2 separate regions of the Homo sapiens genome follow, and region 2 is linked to region 1. The links are chromatin loops, found by intact Hi-C in ENCODE. Cell type or tissue: GM12878. All regions are shown on one strand. Links, peaks and the distances in the headings refer to the core of each region. The heading gives the core; the rest is flanking DNA. Region 1 holds the start of LOC124901439 (a long non-coding RNA gene). Region 2 overlaps LOC105378066 (a long non-coding RNA gene).

What was found. Hi-C counts contacts between places; a loop is a spot of excess contacts. Peaks named below come from ENCODE experiments on the same cell type or tissue, not always from the same donor. Only the 100,000 strongest peaks of a DNase experiment are listed, where the experiment ranks them.
Region 2: it touches region 1 in a loop (1.9-fold over the local background); 7 of 110 quality-filtered maps call a loop at or near these places.

What each region holds. Positions count from the first base shown.
Region 1 is chr6:152,859,644-152,868,608 of GRCh38, reverse strand. The region is part of intron 1 of LINC02840 (long intergenic non-protein coding RNA 2840); the gene reads left to right. It overlaps LOC124901439 (a long non-coding RNA gene), which reads right to left and starts at 5,029. Exons shown (of 2, transcript XR_007059821.1): 1 at 4,878-5,029; 2 at 163-299. RefSeq lists an enhancer at 4,450-4,499. In GM12878, for the core only: a CTCF peak has its summit at 4,554 (motif pointing left); a DNase peak (open chromatin) is centred at 4,518.
Region 2 is chr6:153,308,511-153,317,475 of GRCh38, reverse strand. All of the region lies in intron 5 of LOC105378066 (a long non-coding RNA gene), which reads left to right. Among named protein-coding and RNA genes, the nearest start is that of RGS17, 180 kb to the right of the region's middle. In GM12878, for the core only: a CTCF peak has its summit at 4,644 (motif pointing right); no DNase peak of the experiment used is centred there.

The sequences.
Region 1 (8,965 bases), core at 479-8,478:
GGTAGGAAGGGAAATAAAGATAAATAATTATGATGTTTCCTTAGCAGGGATACAAGGACCATTGGGACAATTGTAAACCAATCCCTTCTTACCACATGAAAAACAGAACACATTTTAATTCCTCCCTCTCTTTATATTCAGCCAAGCCCCGATGAGACTTCCTTTGTGGTGCTCACATTTATTTCATTCACTTCAGTTCCAGCTGTCATAATGCAGACCCTTATCACCTGACCGTGATTTAGGGTAATATTCTTCTAACTTTTTCTTCACTAACCTGCTGAGTCGCCAGATGAATCCTCCTAAAAAAAAATTTAGAATAATATCACTCTAACGTGATAAGTCCTAAAATGTGTCTTTCATAATAACTTTCCTGTTTACAATTCTTAGAAGTCCCGCACTACCAACTGGCTAATGTCCACTTCTGGCTTTCTGCTCCTGACCTCAATCTAACGTTCTAGATTTTTACCTTCCTCATTCTTCTCCCATCTGTGCTCTGTTTTGGTTTGTTACTTAGCTGCTTAAAGTGCACTTTCTCTGTTGCTTTTTGCCTTTAAATATTTAATACCAGTTAAAGTCTCAATTCTTTTGCGAAGTCTTCTTTAGGAACTTGAAGCATTTGCAAACACATGTTTGTTCTCACTTTAATCATGTATGGCAATAGGATACCAAATTCAATCCATAATTGTTTATGTGCTGGGTATGGTGGACAACAAAAATGTTATGTTTAACCCGTAATCTTGGGGAATGCACAGCCTACAGCTGCACTGTTCAGTTGGGAGGCTGCTCACCACCTGAGGCTACTGAGCACTAGAAATGTGGTTCCTATGACTGAGACATCGAGTTTGTTATTTTATTTAGTTTTAATTAATTTATCTCCGAATTTAGAATCTGAAGCAATGCAAATAACATTTTTTATTAAACACAACTCTGTTTTTTGGTAGGACAATATTTTATTTTTTTGTTGTACCACATAAAACATTATTATATCACAATGTATGTGAGGTGAGGGTGGATGGGGGTATGGACTTCATTTCTAGATAAACGCATCATCCATCTAGTCAATATCACTGAACTGACTCAGTTCCAAATATGTTTTCTAAGCACTGATAAAACAGTATAATGTATTCGAGTTGTTGAGACAGACAGCCAAAGTCACAGTAACTAATTGTAAGGTAGGTATAATTATGGTACTATGTTGGGGATATCTATTATATTTTAATTGTAGTATAATTAAATTATTTTTCTTGTTAAAAAGTAAGTATGGACATATATTTTTAGATTTAAAATGAAGGCATGTTGCTGATTTAAAATCAAGAGTTGCAGAAGCTAGCACTATGCCCAGAAGACTGGAAGAGAGAGAAAGAGTGAGAGACAGAAATTGGAAGAAGATATGTCCCAATGATGAATGGCAATTGCAATTTGTTGTGGCAGAGCAAAACCTAAAAAGCTTTCAAAGCTGTTGTGAAAAAAGATTTTATGTTAATAAAGTGGATAATATTTAGATGTATTTTCAGGAAATACACAGTGAATTTAATAATAACTTTCCTCTCAACAGTTACAAGTTAAAAAAGAATTAAAAAAATTAGTTGGCAAAAATAAGGATGAACAGTCCAATCATCACAATGAAAATATTATAATGTTTAAGTAAATCTGACCTTGTAACTAGGGCCAGCTATTAAATGGCTTGTATATTTGTATGAAAAAGAAAGCCATTTTTAGATGAAGGAATGTAAAAGGAGTCACTGTGTCAGATATGGAACTTCTGTTCTCCAATCTTGCAGAAAAGCCTTAAAAAGGTATTTTATAAAAAGTGAAATATCTACACTTAATTAACCGAACAGTTGCTTCATAATACAAGACCCTTCTAACCGTATCAATGATCTAATGAATCCAAATTGGAAAAATTGAAAGCACTTTCTTTTCACTTTAGTTGAGTCTTGCAATAGAAGAGATAGTGTTCAATTAGCAATGTGGGTGCCTTTTGTCTCAAAGGATTTACTTCCAAAGATATGAAGAAGTGTGGTTTCACAACTGCACGGCATAGATATTTTTGATTCTTTCATATCTCCAAAGAAGAATTTAAGCTAATTATGAAAAAAATAATTTCTATTGTGATGAAACTGCTCTAGTGTACTGGAATTTTAAAACGAGAATTTTTCTTTCTTCTTTCATTCTGTGCTATGATACATACAGTATGTATGCAGTTTTTTCAGACAGACTCCTCGAAATATTTAATGGGTATGCTTGTTCAGTACATATGGGTGTATGCTAGGAATCACTGCAAGTTTAGAGGACTGCTGAAAGAAACACGAGATTAGGACTCTAATGATCTTAAGTTCTTTGACCAAAGCTCATGCATTAAGTCATGGAAGACTTTTTACAAAATTTCCTGTGCTGCTAACTCCAATTCAAGATTTTCTTGAAACTAATAAATGTTTACCATATATTTAATAATTAAAGACAAAAGAAATGACAATGTGGTTTATATTCTGTCACTGATACCACACTACATGTGAATAATATAAATTTGAAGCTCCAATAGAAAGAAAAAGCATATTTGTGATTAGGTAGACATGCATGAGAACTTCTGTTGAAATTAAACCTTTTTATACTTCTAAACAATACTAAAGATTTTACAAATATTTATAAATCAGTATTCAGAAGATTTTAATTGTAATTGACAGTTTTATATAAATTGGCTGCACAAACTACATGAAAAACATGAAGAATGCTTTGTTGATATTGATTGATTAGGAGTTGATTTTTAATTTACACAATAGTCTGAATTCAATGTTAATAACCGGTTGACTTAACAGTTAGTGAGTTTACTTAACTTGGGGAGCTATAGTTTTAAAGGTATATGATTTTGCTTCAAAGTCTAAACAATTCTTTTTAAAAAACAAACCAGTTTTGTCAATGTGCATATGAATATTAAACAAAAATAATGTTTTGGTACTCAAATTATTGGAAAAGTTTTAAAATGTATTTGGAACAACTTGAGCATGTGAATCTACTTTTCAATTGTAAATTGTAAGTAATCTCAGCACAGATCAAGTATTTCTGATGAAAATATTGTGTCTGAATTGAGTTGTCCTTTAAGTGTAAAATATACACTGTATTTCAGGGTGGGTGCAGTGGCTCATGCCTGTAATCCTAGCACTTTGGGAGGCCATGGAGGGTGGATCACTTGAGCTCAGGAGTTTGAGTCCAGCCTGGCCAACATGGTGAAACCCCATCTCTACCGAAAATACAAAAATTAGCTGGGCGTGGTGGTGGGCATCTGTAATCCCAGTTACTTGGGATGCTGAGGCAGGAGAATTGTTTGAATCCAGAAGACGGAGGTTGCAGTGAGTCGAGATCATGCCTCTGCACTCCAGCCTGGGTGACAGAGGGAGACTCCATCTCAAAAACAAACAAACAAACAAACAAACAAAAAAACCTATCTATCTATCTATCCATCTGTCTATCTATCTATCCATCCATCCATCAACTTTCTATCTATCTAGATATACATACTGAATTTCAAAGACAAAAAATGTGAAGTATATCATAATAAATATTTTATATCAGTCAAATGTTGAAATGATAATATTTTGGGTATACTTGATTAAATAAATATACTATTAAAATTATTTTTACTTGTTACCTTTTACCTTTTTAATGTAGCTACTAGAAAACTTTCAGTTATGTTTCTGTTGGACAACACCACTGTAGACAACTCATATTTTGACATTGTATTAACTTCTTTAATATTATTTAACTTTTCAAGGTGCCTGACTCACGTTCCCTATCAGACTAAATTCTACTTGAGATCAGGAATCATGTTCTTCTTTTCTCACTTAGCCAGCTATTATTGAGAGCTTACACAGAAGACAGAAAGGTACATTTAAGGCCCATTTCTTGCACTCAAAGAACTCATAGTTTAATAGGAAAAGATATGTAAATAAATAATCAAAATATGGAGACATAAGAACTTAAAGATCATAAAGACATAAAGAGCATAAAGACATAAGAGCTTAAAGCTTCAAAGCACCATGGCTCTTGAAAAGAAGGAAGACTAAAGCATCCACCATAGCATTCTAGCAAGCAGACTGCTATGTCGTTACTTAAATGGCTTTGAGACTAATGTAACAAATGGAATTTAAATCCTTGATTGTACAATGGAGTCAGAGTAGTAGAAAAATGCTAGTGGGAAAGAAATAGTCATAAAAAATTGAAGGTGAAGTAAGAAGTATGAAAGAAAATGAATTAAATTATGTTCAGTGTGTTTGGATGGAAGTCTTGGTTTCATGCGAAATTCATGCTGAGAATAAAGGAATGTGTTTCCATGCGATAACACAAACTCTTAGCTTTGTTGCACAGTTTAGAAGTAACCAAAAGCAGGAATGAGAAAATATTCATCTTATCATATCTGCCAGTTTTAAAGATACTGTTTACCATGCAGTGGTGTTTGAAGCAAGACCATCTGTGTAAACAGAAATGTAGAGAAAGCAAGCAGTTCTCTGAAGTGCTAAGACTAAGGACTCTTATTGCTTCTGCTTTGGCGCCCTCAAGTGGCCAATTGAAATGAGTAATTCAAGGTATTGTATAATATTGTATTGCGCTTATTTGCAGTTATGCACCATCCTTGCATTAATTGGCTTTTCCCAACTATGTCACTAATAGATGGCCCCATTGAAGATGAAGCCTTTGGTAAGTTGTTTCAGAGAATTTTCCTTTCCAAATAAAGGAAGAAACCACCATTTTGTAAGTGGATGCTTATTTTAGGCAATACAAGGCCTAGACATAGTGATGAAGTACTGGCCCCGGGGTGTTTTGAGAGAAAGACAGAAATAAATCATCCGTCTTTCGAAAATTCTCTACAAATATTTCTATACCATAAGAGACGACTTGGAATCTTCCGATGTCCAGAGTGTCCCTTAGATGGTAAGGCTTACTGATGAGAGAAGGGGCCGCCTTCTATATCTTTATTTAGTTCTTTAAATGTCCTCTGGGCTGTAGAGATGAGCATCATGAGTCGCTGATGAAGGCTGTCCAGTAGCCAAGCTAAATGTGCTCCATCTAGTCACTGCGCCAAGAATGGGCCTATTATGACACATACTAGTATATTATGTGACCCAATAAAAAGTCTCCATTATTAAAGGTCATAGTAAATGGATATACTTCAGTACAAGAAATGAAAGCAACAGTCATTCTTTTAGGAACAATCAGCTGATTTCAGGAAAGTTTTTATGCCATATTTTTAATTTTTGACAAAGCATAAATGATGACACTTTGGTGTGATGAGTAAAACTTTGCATTTATTGTCATACCTGTCTTATGAAAGTCATGAACTATTAATGAACTTAATAGTTGATTATTTCATTAACTTTGACACAATCCTGTAAGGTAGGGCAATTGTAATTCCTTCTGTAGGTTTTCATATTCTTAGTTTATTAGGAGAGGAACCGTCAGGACTTAGAAATAAAAATAAAGACTTGGTAGTTGGTATTTGGCAGGAGAAACAATTCTGAGTAATCAACTGGGAATTAACAGATGCAGAATCTAAGCACATTAAAAATAAAAATTCTAAAAGATTCACTGTAGAGCCAGATGATATTTTATCTATTGTCTGATATGTTTTCAATATTCTAAAACATAACATCGTGATATAAAAGGACTTCTCATTAAAGATGACAAAGGAGAAAGAATAACAATGACATGCCAGGATTCTGCTATCTGATAGTTCTGAAGAGCACTTTCCATAATATTAATGTACTTTTGTTGTTGTGAGAAGAATCTAATATTGATTTTTGAAATGAGACATTTCTTTATTGTGGAATTTAGAGTGTAGTTTAAAGAATTTTTTCCATGGAAAGAAACCCTTCATTGCACTTGATTTGAGGGTTTCTTTAATTATTATTATTGTGGATGAAAAACCTTTCAAATAGGCAGACCTCATGTAAGCATATTGGATTTGAATGAAATTGTAGCACCAAGTATCAGAAATTTATTATTAAGAATAATAATTTTGATAATAATTATTAATAAAAATTCTTAATAATATTATTTATCGAACTTATATTTATTAAATGTCTATAATGTATAACTGCCAACTCCCATATAATGTCTTGAAATAAAAACCAACTAGGAATAAGCTGTCCTGGAGGCTTATATTTACACACTTCTTCAAACAATAATCTTGGTGTCTGTGAGCACCTGGTGTCTTACTGTAGTGTAAGGTAGGTAGGAAAGGTCTGTTTTCTTTAATGTTTAGGGTTTGTGATGCATAAATAAAATAATGCATGTAAAAGGCATTTTTGAAATGCTAGAATTCTAATTTCTAGTTGTAGTTCTTTTTTTTTTTTATTGTATATTACTAGACTAGCCAAACCAGCAAATTCAGACAATGGTATCTGTTTGATTATAATATGCTTCCATATAACAACAAACAACTAATCATTTGTTGGTCTATATCAGAGGGAAAAAAGATGATCAAGTTGATAATCTCTGGTTAGCTCACACTGTTATTTAAGGAAAGACCTTTCGTCTTATCATATTTTATCCTCACTGGAGCAAATGTTTGTGTCTTTTTTATTTGTACAGATTTATGGGGTACTTGTGAAATGCTCTTGCATGTATATAAGACAGAGTGATCAAGTCAAAGTACAGTAAATTTTTGTTAACTATAGTCACCCTACTCTGCAATCAAACACTGTATTTAATCCTTCTATTTAACTGTATGTTTGCACTTTTAAGCCACTTCTCTTCATCCTCCTCCCCATTTTTACCAGTCTCTGTTATCTTTCCACTCTCTACCTCCATGTAATCAAATTTATTAGCTCCCACATATAAGTGAGAACATGTGATATTTGTCTTTTTGTGCATAGATTATTTCACTTAAGATAATGGCCTCCAGTTCCATCCATGTTGCTGCAAATAGCATGATTTCATTCTTTTTTATGGTCATATAATATTCTATTGTGTATATATACCACATTTTCTTTATCCATTCATCCACTGATGGATGCTTAGGTTGATTTCATATCTCTGCTATTGTGAATAATACTGCAATAAACATGCAAGTGCAGGTATCCCTTTCATGAGTTTATTTCTTTTTGCTTGGGTAGAAACCAAGTAGTGGCATTGCTGGGTCAAATGGTAATTCTATTTTTAGATTTTGAGAAATCTCCATGCTGCTTTCCACAGGGGATGTACTGGTTTACATTCCTACCAACAGTGTATAAGGGTTTCCTTTTCTCCACATCCTCACCAGCATCTATTATTTTGTCTTTTTTTAAATAGCCATTTTGACTCGATAAAATGATTATCGCATTGTGGTTTTGATTTGCATTTCTCTTATGATTAGTAATGTTGAGTATTTTTTCACATACCTGTGACCCATTTGTATGTCTTCTTTTAAGCAATGTCTATTCATGTCTTTGTTCGCTTTTTAGTGGGATTATTTAGTTGTTGTTATTGAGTTGTTTGAGTTCCTTGTATATTCTGGATATTATTTCCTGTTGGATGAATAGTCTCCAGACATTTTCTCCTATTCAACAGGGTGTCTCTTCACTCTTGATTATTTCTTTGGTTGTGCAGAAGCTTTTTAGTTTAATTAAGTTCCATTGGCTATTTTTGTTTCTATTGCCTGTGCTTTTGATGTCTTAGTCACAAATTCTTTGCCTAGACCAAGGTCCAGGAGAGTTTTACCTAGGTTTTTCTTTGTTTGTTTGTTTTTTGTAGTTTTGGGTCTTACATTTAAGTCTGTAATGTATTTTGGGTTAATTTTTGTGCATGATAAGGGACATGGGTCCAGTTTCATTCTTCATGTGGCTATCCAATTTTCCCAGCATCGTTTATCGAAGAGGGTGTTTTCCCCCAATGTAAGATCTTGTTGGCTTTGTTGAGAATCACTTGGCTGTAAATGTGTGTCTTTAATTCTGGGTTTTCTATTCTGTTCATTGGTGTATGTGTCTATTTTTATGCTAATACCATGCTGTTTTAGTTACTATAGCCTTGTAATATCTTTTGAAGTCAGGTTATGTGAGGCCTCTGGCTTTGTTCTGACTTGTTTTTGAATTCCCCTGGGTCTAGCCAAATATCTGGCACAGATAGGTGCTCAATAAATCACTTTAAGTTTGTTAGTATATTAACAAATTCTTATCAGGCGAAATAAATTCTTAACAATAAACCAAAGTTCTAGTAAAGGCTAAATTGACAATAATAATAGTTACAGCAGAACAATTAATTGGTATTATATGGAAGTTACTAGAGAAACAAAGAAAGCCCAATAGTAAAATTACTGACAATACATACACCTGGAGAATGATAGCCCACCATTGGTAATGCAACGCAGAGCTCCACTGAGATGAGACTATGTAGTAGAAACCAAGATAAAGGCACTCTGAAAATGAATTCATATGTAAACCTAGAAAGTGAAAAACAGTCTTCAACGAAGAAACAAATATTACATTGAAAATGCTCAGAGGCAGAATTTTATGTAACTCCATATGAATTTTGCATAAAAGTCCAATAAAATGAAATTCTGGGTATTCAGCAGCTTTGGCAATTGAAGCTCTGAATATTCTAGGCTACCCACAGTTTATTTGAGAACTCTGTGATAAAGGAGAAGAGCATTGCTGTGAGCTGTACATAGACAAATAAGTTAGCAAACTATGTTTTGTGATAGATAAATATTTTGGAAATCAGAATTTTTTGCGTTATTGTTATGTCTTAAAAATGTATTCTGAGATTTAATTTTTCTAAATAGTGCATTTGTTTGATTCCAGTTTCTCCAGAGGAAAATGATGGCATTTCAAAGAAAAATATACTTTTGTGTGTGAAAATAAGAATTACCATGAAACATTTTGTATAACTACTGATTTATCTTTTTATTACATAATTTATACTGAAATAAGTTCAATTCTCTAACATGCTAGTCAATATCAGCTACAGCCCACCCTAAGCAGGTATTTCCAGCTCA
Region 2 (8,965 bases), core at 649-8,648, 450 kb before region 1:
ATCTCGATCTCTATCTCTATCTCTATCATCTCTACCTCTTTCTCTGTCTCTTTTTCTCCCCTCTCTTGCAATCTGGCCTATGAATTCCAGTCACTTTCACCTCCCCAGCCCCCTACTTTCTTCTCTTCTCAGGGTGATCGTTGGCCCCATGTTGGTCCACCTGCCTCCCTGTTCTGCAGCAAATAAGCTGGGCAGAAGTTGAGGCACCTGTGGGCTTTCCCTCATCTGTTTCCCTTCTCTTGGTGATTACTGTGCTGCACTGCCTGATGTCCAATTTCGGAAAAACCTGTAGGATGTTTTATTTTTTCAGGTGGGATGGTCACTCTGTTTCCCATTCCACCTTGGTCAGAATTAAAATTTTATTCTAGGCTTTTACCACATTCTAGTGGAAACCTTGCCATCCAAGTCTGGTGGTTCCATTTCTTTGGCACAATGGTTCTCCAAATGTAGTGGAGAAAACTTGAGAAATTTGTTTGAAATACAGAATCTAATGTTCTGCTCCCAGAATTTCAACTCAGTAGATCTGCAATCAAATCAGCTATCTGAATTATTAATAAGACCATCATGTGACTCTGATACAAGTGGTTAACCAACCACAGTTTGAGAAACATGCTTTGTGGTGATTTTTTTTTTTTTTAACTTGGGCAAAAATGACTCCGTGCATGCATGGGGTGGGGAGGGCAAGGACTTTGGCAGTATTTCTGCAGTTAATCCTTTGATTAATAATCATGATTATATCCCCATTTTCCACCCCAAATGCCTAGTGCCTTCTTATCCAGAGTTTGGAGCCTTTCCATAGCTGAGCAGGGAGAGCACTTTCACATGCCATCTAGCCACTCTCTGTGTTTGTTTCATGTTTAGATTGTCACTCTGATCTCATCTGTTATCTTCCTGAAAATTTTCAAAAGCCCTGAGTTACCAATGACTTTGTCTCATTTTAAGAATTGCTATGAATGCATTTCCTCAAATACACTTAGTTGTCATTTCCATTGGATTTGTTGGGGGAATACAATAAAGACAGACTCAGTGCTGTACTTTCAACTGAAAGATACATGGTTTTTAAATAGCGTTACAAGTAATCTATTAAATGAGTGATTTCTTGTTATTTGAGTGAGAGATTTCTACATTCTTCCACCAAGGTAACAATGGTGTTGATAATAATATTTCCATGTTCTATAGTGACGAATCCATTTTCTAACATTTTATACTTATGACTGAACTTTCTCCTTAGACCATCCCTAATACAAGGACATTTTTGTCTTATTTTACTAAGATAGGTTAGATAGCTTACTGAAAGCTATCTAACTTATCTTACTAAGGCAGGTTAGATAGCTCACACACATGGGTAGGAATAAGATTCTATGTTTTCCAGTTTTAGGATCACTGAGGCTTACTTGTGTGGTTTCATGTTTGTGTATTTGTTTGTTATTTATGTTTAAAAATCATATGAATTCATAAAACATTAACTACTGCTAAGGTCCACACTGCTGCAAAATTTTGAGGGTGAATACAATTAAATAATCCTGTTGGGCATTTTAGGCATTGGTGTGAGTGATTTCTACATACTAACTCATTTGGCCTTCACAAGAAAGTTATGAAGTATGGATTATTGTGATTGAGATTTTATTGATGGAAAAACTTCAGTACAGAATAATTTGATCCAGATCACCTAGTCAGTAGTTGTAAAAGCCCACACCCAAATCTAGGAAATTTCTTCCAGAACCTCTGTTTTTAACGTCTATACTCCACTGGCTCTTATATTGAATACATTCTCTTTATTCAATCTAGAGAATCATTTTTTGAGATGATCGGCTCAGTATTATAAATACCATCAGGTCATTTTAAATAGACTGCTTCACAAAAATACTATTTCACCAAACCTCTGATTGTTCCCTTCAGTGACATTATATGACTCAGACTTTTGCAGCCTGTGTTATTTTTAGTCATCTTCTTGTCACTTGGGATTTAAGTATTAGGTTTGAATATTGATCTCCATTACCAGTCAAGAGGCATTCTATTGCAATCTTACATTGACTTAACAATAAAAACAAAATATAGAAGTCTACCTAGAAAATTATTATCTCAGCAATTTCATGGTTAAAAAATGGTCTCGTGTGTATTTAAGTATTATGGTTTACCTTACTTTTTTGTTTTGATGCTGCCTACCTTGGGTTTTTTGGGGTTTTTTTTTTTTTTTTTTTTTGACATGGAGTCTCACTCTGCCTCCCAGGCTGGAGTGCACTGGTGCCATCTCGGCTCACTGCAACCTCCACCTCCTGGGTTCAAGCGATTCTCCTGCCTCAGCCTCCCAAGTAGCTGGGATTACAGGCAAGTGCCAAAACGCCTGGCTAATTTTTTTGTATTTTTACTAGAGACAGGATTTCACCATGTTGGCCAGACTGGTCTCAAACTCCTGACCTCAGGTGATCCACCCAGCTCAGCCTCCCAAAGTGCTGGGATTACAGACATGAGCCACCACGCCTGACTCTGCCTACCTTTTAAAATAAGACTTATGACTGTAATGTGTCCAGTGGAACAGCTGACAGGTGACAAGATGAGGACCAGATTTAAAGAATCATTCAAATGTTAAAAAGAGACTTTAACCAAAAGGTTGGTTGGGGACACATCTAGTCATGGATAGATTTGCGAAACTGGCATCATAAAGTATTCATAGAGGCTCTAATTTGTTAATAAAATGAGTAGCATACTGTACCACATTGATTCTTGAAAGAGTGTTACAAGAGATATAAATAGCTGTAATAGTGGAAGAAAAGCTAACGATTACAAAGATTACTTATGTCCAGATTGATCTAGAGAAAGCAACCATCATAAATCCCTGATAATTGTAAAAATAAATGATAGATGAATATATGCAAATATTGAATGAAAAATGGAAAGTCGTTTTATGTTCCTTTTGTGTCTCAAACATGTCCTGGAGGTTTAGAGCCAGCCTATTTCATGAAAGATATCTTTAGTAAAACAGAGATATGCAGAAGGAAAACCAGGAGAGGATTCTTATCCAGGATGAGGAAGGATTTTTCTATTATCTTAAAACATCAAATGATTTTTTTTGGTTGACACGGTGTTATATCCCTACACCGTGAGTTCTTGGGCTCTTTTATTTGTGTGATGGCAGCACCTAGCATTGTGGGCAGATGCCCAACATGTGATAGGAATTAAATAACACTTGTCCAATAAACAAATTCATATCACTAGTTTTAAAATTAGATTTGTTTGCCTATGAAAGGTATATAATAAGAATATATGTTTTACAAATTATTGGCTGGGAAAAACATTACTTTAATGTATTTTTTCTCCTTCCATATTGCTTTTCTACTAGAGAAATATTTATTACCTCATGAGACACATCTTTTCAAATAGCATCTGAATTTATTTCCACAAACCCATTTACAAGTAAGATCTAGTAAGATAGAAACATATCTGATTGCATATTTCCAAATTTCCAAGTATATTCATCTCATTAACATGGTTCTTGAACAACACAATACAAAAACATCTGTTTGTCATTTAATGTCACTATAGCATGGTTTTGGCACCAGCAAGAAGTAATTTTTCCAGGCATTAATGGAGAACTAAATTTATAATATTCTGGCTTTTGTGAGAGAGCACAGCTTTTCAGAACTATAATAATTTTTATTTAAAAACTAAAAATAATGCTATTATAAGCTGTCAGAAATTCAAGGTATGCAATTTAGTTGGCTTTTTGTTCGTTTTATTTTGTTTTGTAATTAACCAGCCATGTCTGTGTTTGAGATAGTCTTTTAAAACAACACTGAAATAGGAGAAAGAGCACTGGCTAGGAGTCAGGAAATGTGAACGTTTCCTTAGGTAACTGTCATCAGTAAAATGAAAACTGAAATTGAATTAGAACACCTCTCGTATCCATTTATAAAGAAGTTAAGTTTTTAATATACATACTTATTTGAGAACACATGGACACAGGGAGGGGAACAATACACACTGGGGTCTGTCAGTGGTGGGGAGGGGAGGGAGCACATCAGGACAAATAGTTAATGCATGTGGGGCTTAAAACTTAGATGATGGGTTGATGGGTGCAGCAAACCACCATGGCACACGTATACCAATGTAACAAACCTGCATGTTCTGCACCTGTATCACAGAACTTAAAGTAAAATAAAAATTATAAATAAATAAATACTAAGAAATATAAATATAATTTAGATAATACATAATATAGCACCTAACAGAAAACAGCCGGCTGAGTGTAGAAAATAAGGAACAAAATATACATGTGGAAGAAGGATAACTGATTTAAGAGTTCTAGATCCAGCACCATCCCATGCTTATAATATCACCTTTGAGAAGTCATATGTGACATCTGGACCCCACTCTTCTCATCTATAAAATGATTGAATAGTTTGGTCCAGCTGATCTCAAAAGTCCCTTTTAGCTCTCAAAATTATACATTCATTATGATTCATATCAGGACACTGTGTCTCTTCTCTCAGATTGAACCTCTTTTCTGACTTGAGGAAGGTTAAATCTTTGAGTAGTTTTGTAATTAGACATGATTTCAGAAACAGAATTGTCAGTCCAATTACACAACTCTTGAAGCACGTTCTCTGGTTGGATCACATTTTGAGCCAGGACTGGCACTCCAGCAGATGGCACTGTGCCATCACCATGGGACCAGCCGGCCCTTAAGTACAAGCACTCATCGCTTACTCAGAAGTCTTAATCATTTGCAGTAATCAGCAGTGCCATGCTCTTTTTCTTTATTATTATAAGCTGAATTTAATACTTGCTAATTTGAATAATTATGTGCTGTTTAATTCTCCACTCTGCTGTCAGGTGGATAAAAGTTGAAAGAGGAGTTTGCTAGTTCTAAACCTTCAGTAAATAACAGGGCAGAGGTAATAAAGTTGTCTTTTCCCCAGAGGAAAGACAATTGAATTCTACCTTCCCTGAAGGCTGCTGGACCAGATATTGAGACCACGCACTCTGTGAAGGCAAGAACCATGCTGGATTCATGTTTGCGTCTCTATGCCCTAGCTTATTCAGAGGTGCTTAATAAAGCTGTGGAATGGGTTAAAACAGAATATAGGATTACTAACATAGGTTGCAGATAGATGTGGAGATGACAATGTGTAGCAATTTTCTTCCAGTACTTCAAATTTTAAAGGAAAGTAGGAGGTACAGTGATCAGCTGAGAGGAGAGATAGAGGAAGAGACGTTAGAAGTTCAGAAGGCAGAGAAAAAAATGTGAAATATCTTTTGGGAGAGTGGGAGAATGCATGAAGTATACTACAGTAATACAGTATGATTCCTGAGCATATGGTATGATGACTGGTCAGTTTTAAAAACAGGTTGAAGTTTTTGGTTCTGATTTAAAACGAGAATAATAAAGCTGTGAATTTAACTCCAGCTACATTCATAGGGGCAGGCATGGTATAGGCAGAAAGTCTGACATAGTCATTTTTGAGATTTTACCCGACAAGAACCAGGGAGAAGAATGGGATTGAGAGAGTCAAGGGTGACTGCAGTGATTGACCATGGAATTTCAGATGAATAAAGAAAAAAAAATAGAATGTTAGGGAATAAAAATGAGGGAGGACCTAAGAATTGGAGGTCCTGGTAGGGTTGAAAGACTGTTAAAGTGTCAGATGAAGTCAGGTGAAATGTTAGTGGAGGCAGTCAGCAAGAAATGTATAAAACTGAAATTATGGAGGGGTTGCAGTTATTGACAATGAAAAATCCTAGAATACGACCACCAGAGTTATGACTGAGGGAGGGCGAAGGGTAACATTACTGAAGCAGAGGAGTCTTAGAAAGAAAAAGGCCAATGTGTTAGAAATATTATCCATGTGTATCTTAAAATCAACAGGAAGAAAATCAGAAGTAATGTCAGAAAGAGTGACAGGGAATAAAAATGTGGATCATCAAGGAATCAGTGAGAATGAGACAAGGACCCTCTTAGATGATAATCATGTTGAGGATACAATCTAATGAGATGATATTCAAAGACAGAGGATTTTAGGGAGGAGGGAAGGAGAATGGTTTGAAAACAGCAAGGAGGAATAATAAGGACATTTCCTCAACACATGCCCTTGGGTAGAATATAAAAGTTACCACTTAAGAGGGCTGCAAAGAAGGTGGAGTAGTCAGAACACTCAGAATTCTGTTAGAGCAAGAAGGTGAAATAATTACAGAGGAAGAGCATATTGTAATCAGAGAAGAGCATACATAACATTTGATAATGATGAGCCATAATATCTAGATGAAATCGTGAAAAAGCTTTCAGAATTTTTGAAAGAATGGAGAAAAGGAGTAGAACAGAGGATAGTTGACCTTTGTGAAAATTAGTGTAAAAGATGAGAGATGATTAACATTAAAAGGAAGAAAAGGTGTAATAATATTTATAAGTCACTGTGGATTCAAGGAAGATGATAGTGGTGAAGCTTTGGATGTTGGGGTAAAGGAAAGAACAGGTGTCTGGATTCCTTTGTTGACACTCGTTCATGGAAATAATGAGATCTACAGAAGCTGTTTAGTCCCACTCTATGATACCTTGTTGACCCCTGCTGATGAGAGTATAAGATCCCCACTTTTACTTGTGGGTTGCTGGAAGGGTGAGCTGAAACATCAGTGCACAGTTTCTGTATTGAAGGCTAATGATGGAGTTTAAACTCCTCAGGAGGTCATTTGTTACTCTCGGCATGGTAGGGGCCTACTCTTCAATGGTGGTGGGTATAGAAGGCTCTGATGAAGGTTCTGATAGGTATAGAAGGTTCTGAATTTTTCTGAGAAAAATTCTGTTTTCTTTTCCTGGAACTTCTATTGTTTGGATGTTGGACTCTCCTGCAATGATCCTCTAATTGTCTTGTCTTTTTTTCTGCAGTTTTTATATATTTGCCTGTTCTTTCTAAAAAATTTCACCAACTTGATTTTTTTCTACATTCATAGGAATAAGGGGGAGGGGCGACACTTATGAGATCTTTCTTTGTCTGTTTTCCAGGAAAAAGCATCTAGTGGTTGTTTTGTGGGTGCCTAGATTTTTTCTTCTCTTGGAAGATATTATCACTTCTTTGATGCTTTCTTTTCCATGAATTACCTTTTTTTCCTTAAGAGTTACTTTCTTTATTCATTAGGCACTACAAAGCCAGTTAAAAATCTCTGTGTACTGGAGCAAGAGGTGGTCAACTAGTGGGCTTAACCAAAGGAAACTGGGCAAGAACCAAATGTTACACTTGGCTTCTTCCAAAAAGCAATGTCTGTAGGTATTTTCTTTGAGCCACTAAACTTTTACAAAGAATTTTCAACATTCTTAGAAAGTGAAACAGTGGAAGGGGGTATAAAGTACATAAACTTCTATCTAATTTCTGTTTCTAATAAGATACCTTAGTTCCTACCCTTCCTTCTGTCATTATTCCCTCTAGTTCTAGTTATGCATTGAATAAATGTCACAGGGGTAGTTTTATTAAGCACAGATGAAGAAGAATTTCTTCTAAAGGGTCTAAGGGCTTCTTATGGAGACACACAATTAACCTCCCAGTGTTCACCCCAGCTCTTGCCTCCACATCCTGAGGCTTATAGAGCTTCTAATTCCTTAGCCTTTAATGGGTTCTGCTCTGTAAATTAGCTCGTTTCTAAATGGTATTTTCTTCTGCTGCCCTGGATTTCAGCTTTCTCAGCTCTGCTAAGCCTCTGACTGCTAATACATCTGTTTCTCAGCCTCTAAAAATTTACTGATGTTTCTCATTTACTGTTGCTTCCTTTCCTGAGCTCTTTGCCTGGTGGCTCATTTCTTTCTGTTCCCCCCGTGCTGGTATTTCAGCAGGATATTTGGATGAGGCAGAGATCTACACATGTATTTTATTTCCCCTGCTATCCATCATTCCTTTCTGCCAGTGGAATGGAAAGACCCCTGCTAAGCCTCCTGTTGGAGCAAGTGTGACCTGGAGTTAATGTTCACATAGCCAACAATGATTTTGTTGTCACTGCTGTAAAAACCACACATAAAACTAGGAAGACAATTTTGGTTTTGCCATTTTCTCAAAGGAAAGAGATTTATACACCTGTCCCCTTTAATCCTATTTGATAAATGTCACTATCGACATGTTACAAATGTGCCAGCTAAACTTTGCGTAAGATAACTTAACGAGGTTGCTAAGTGGGGAAGCACACTTTGTCCCAGGTCTCTTTGAACGCAGAGACCATTCTGACACTGCATCGCACATCCCCCTTAAGGACCTCAAACTAACCTTAGTTACCTAGTTTGGAGAGGTTGTCTGGAATATGTTGTGATTTAATAAATTTGCATGAAAATATAATTGCTGTGATACATTAAAGTATTAGGTGGCATCGCACTAATGATTTCAAAACTTTCCATGCACTTTTAATATAAAAACTCATAGCTCGGTCATTTTTAGACTGTTTCCTTGTGTTGTTTGGGCATGTGGTGGTGGCAGCCAGGTGTGGAGGGGCAGAAGGAAGAAGCAAAGTGGAGTAGGAAGTGTGAGAATGTGCATGTAATCTACGCCTATGCAGCACATCCAGGCACGCCAGCTTCAACTCGCTTCATCATGAGAGACCAAAAATAAACATAATGAAATAGAGGACATTCTCGCGCCTCAAAAAATTGAACTATCTTAAAAGGTATGTATATATTAGAAATATTTACAAGTGAATTTCTTGGCAGAGGCAAGACAAATGTGATGCCATAATTCAGTAGATGAGAGTTAAGAATCCTTGCAGAACTGAGCATTGCACCCTCTAAAAATTGGATTTACTTGCTTGGATATTCCATCAGTGCCTCCCCATCAAATCTATGATATCCCAAATGGTGTGACAAAAATGATGCCTCTTTTTCTAATGAGTTTCTTATGTTTTTCTCCTCTGTTTCCCCGCTAATGTTCTTTTCTCATCAGCAAGGGCAAGACATTTGTTCTTTAAAATAAATTTGAATTGAAATTACAGAAGAAGA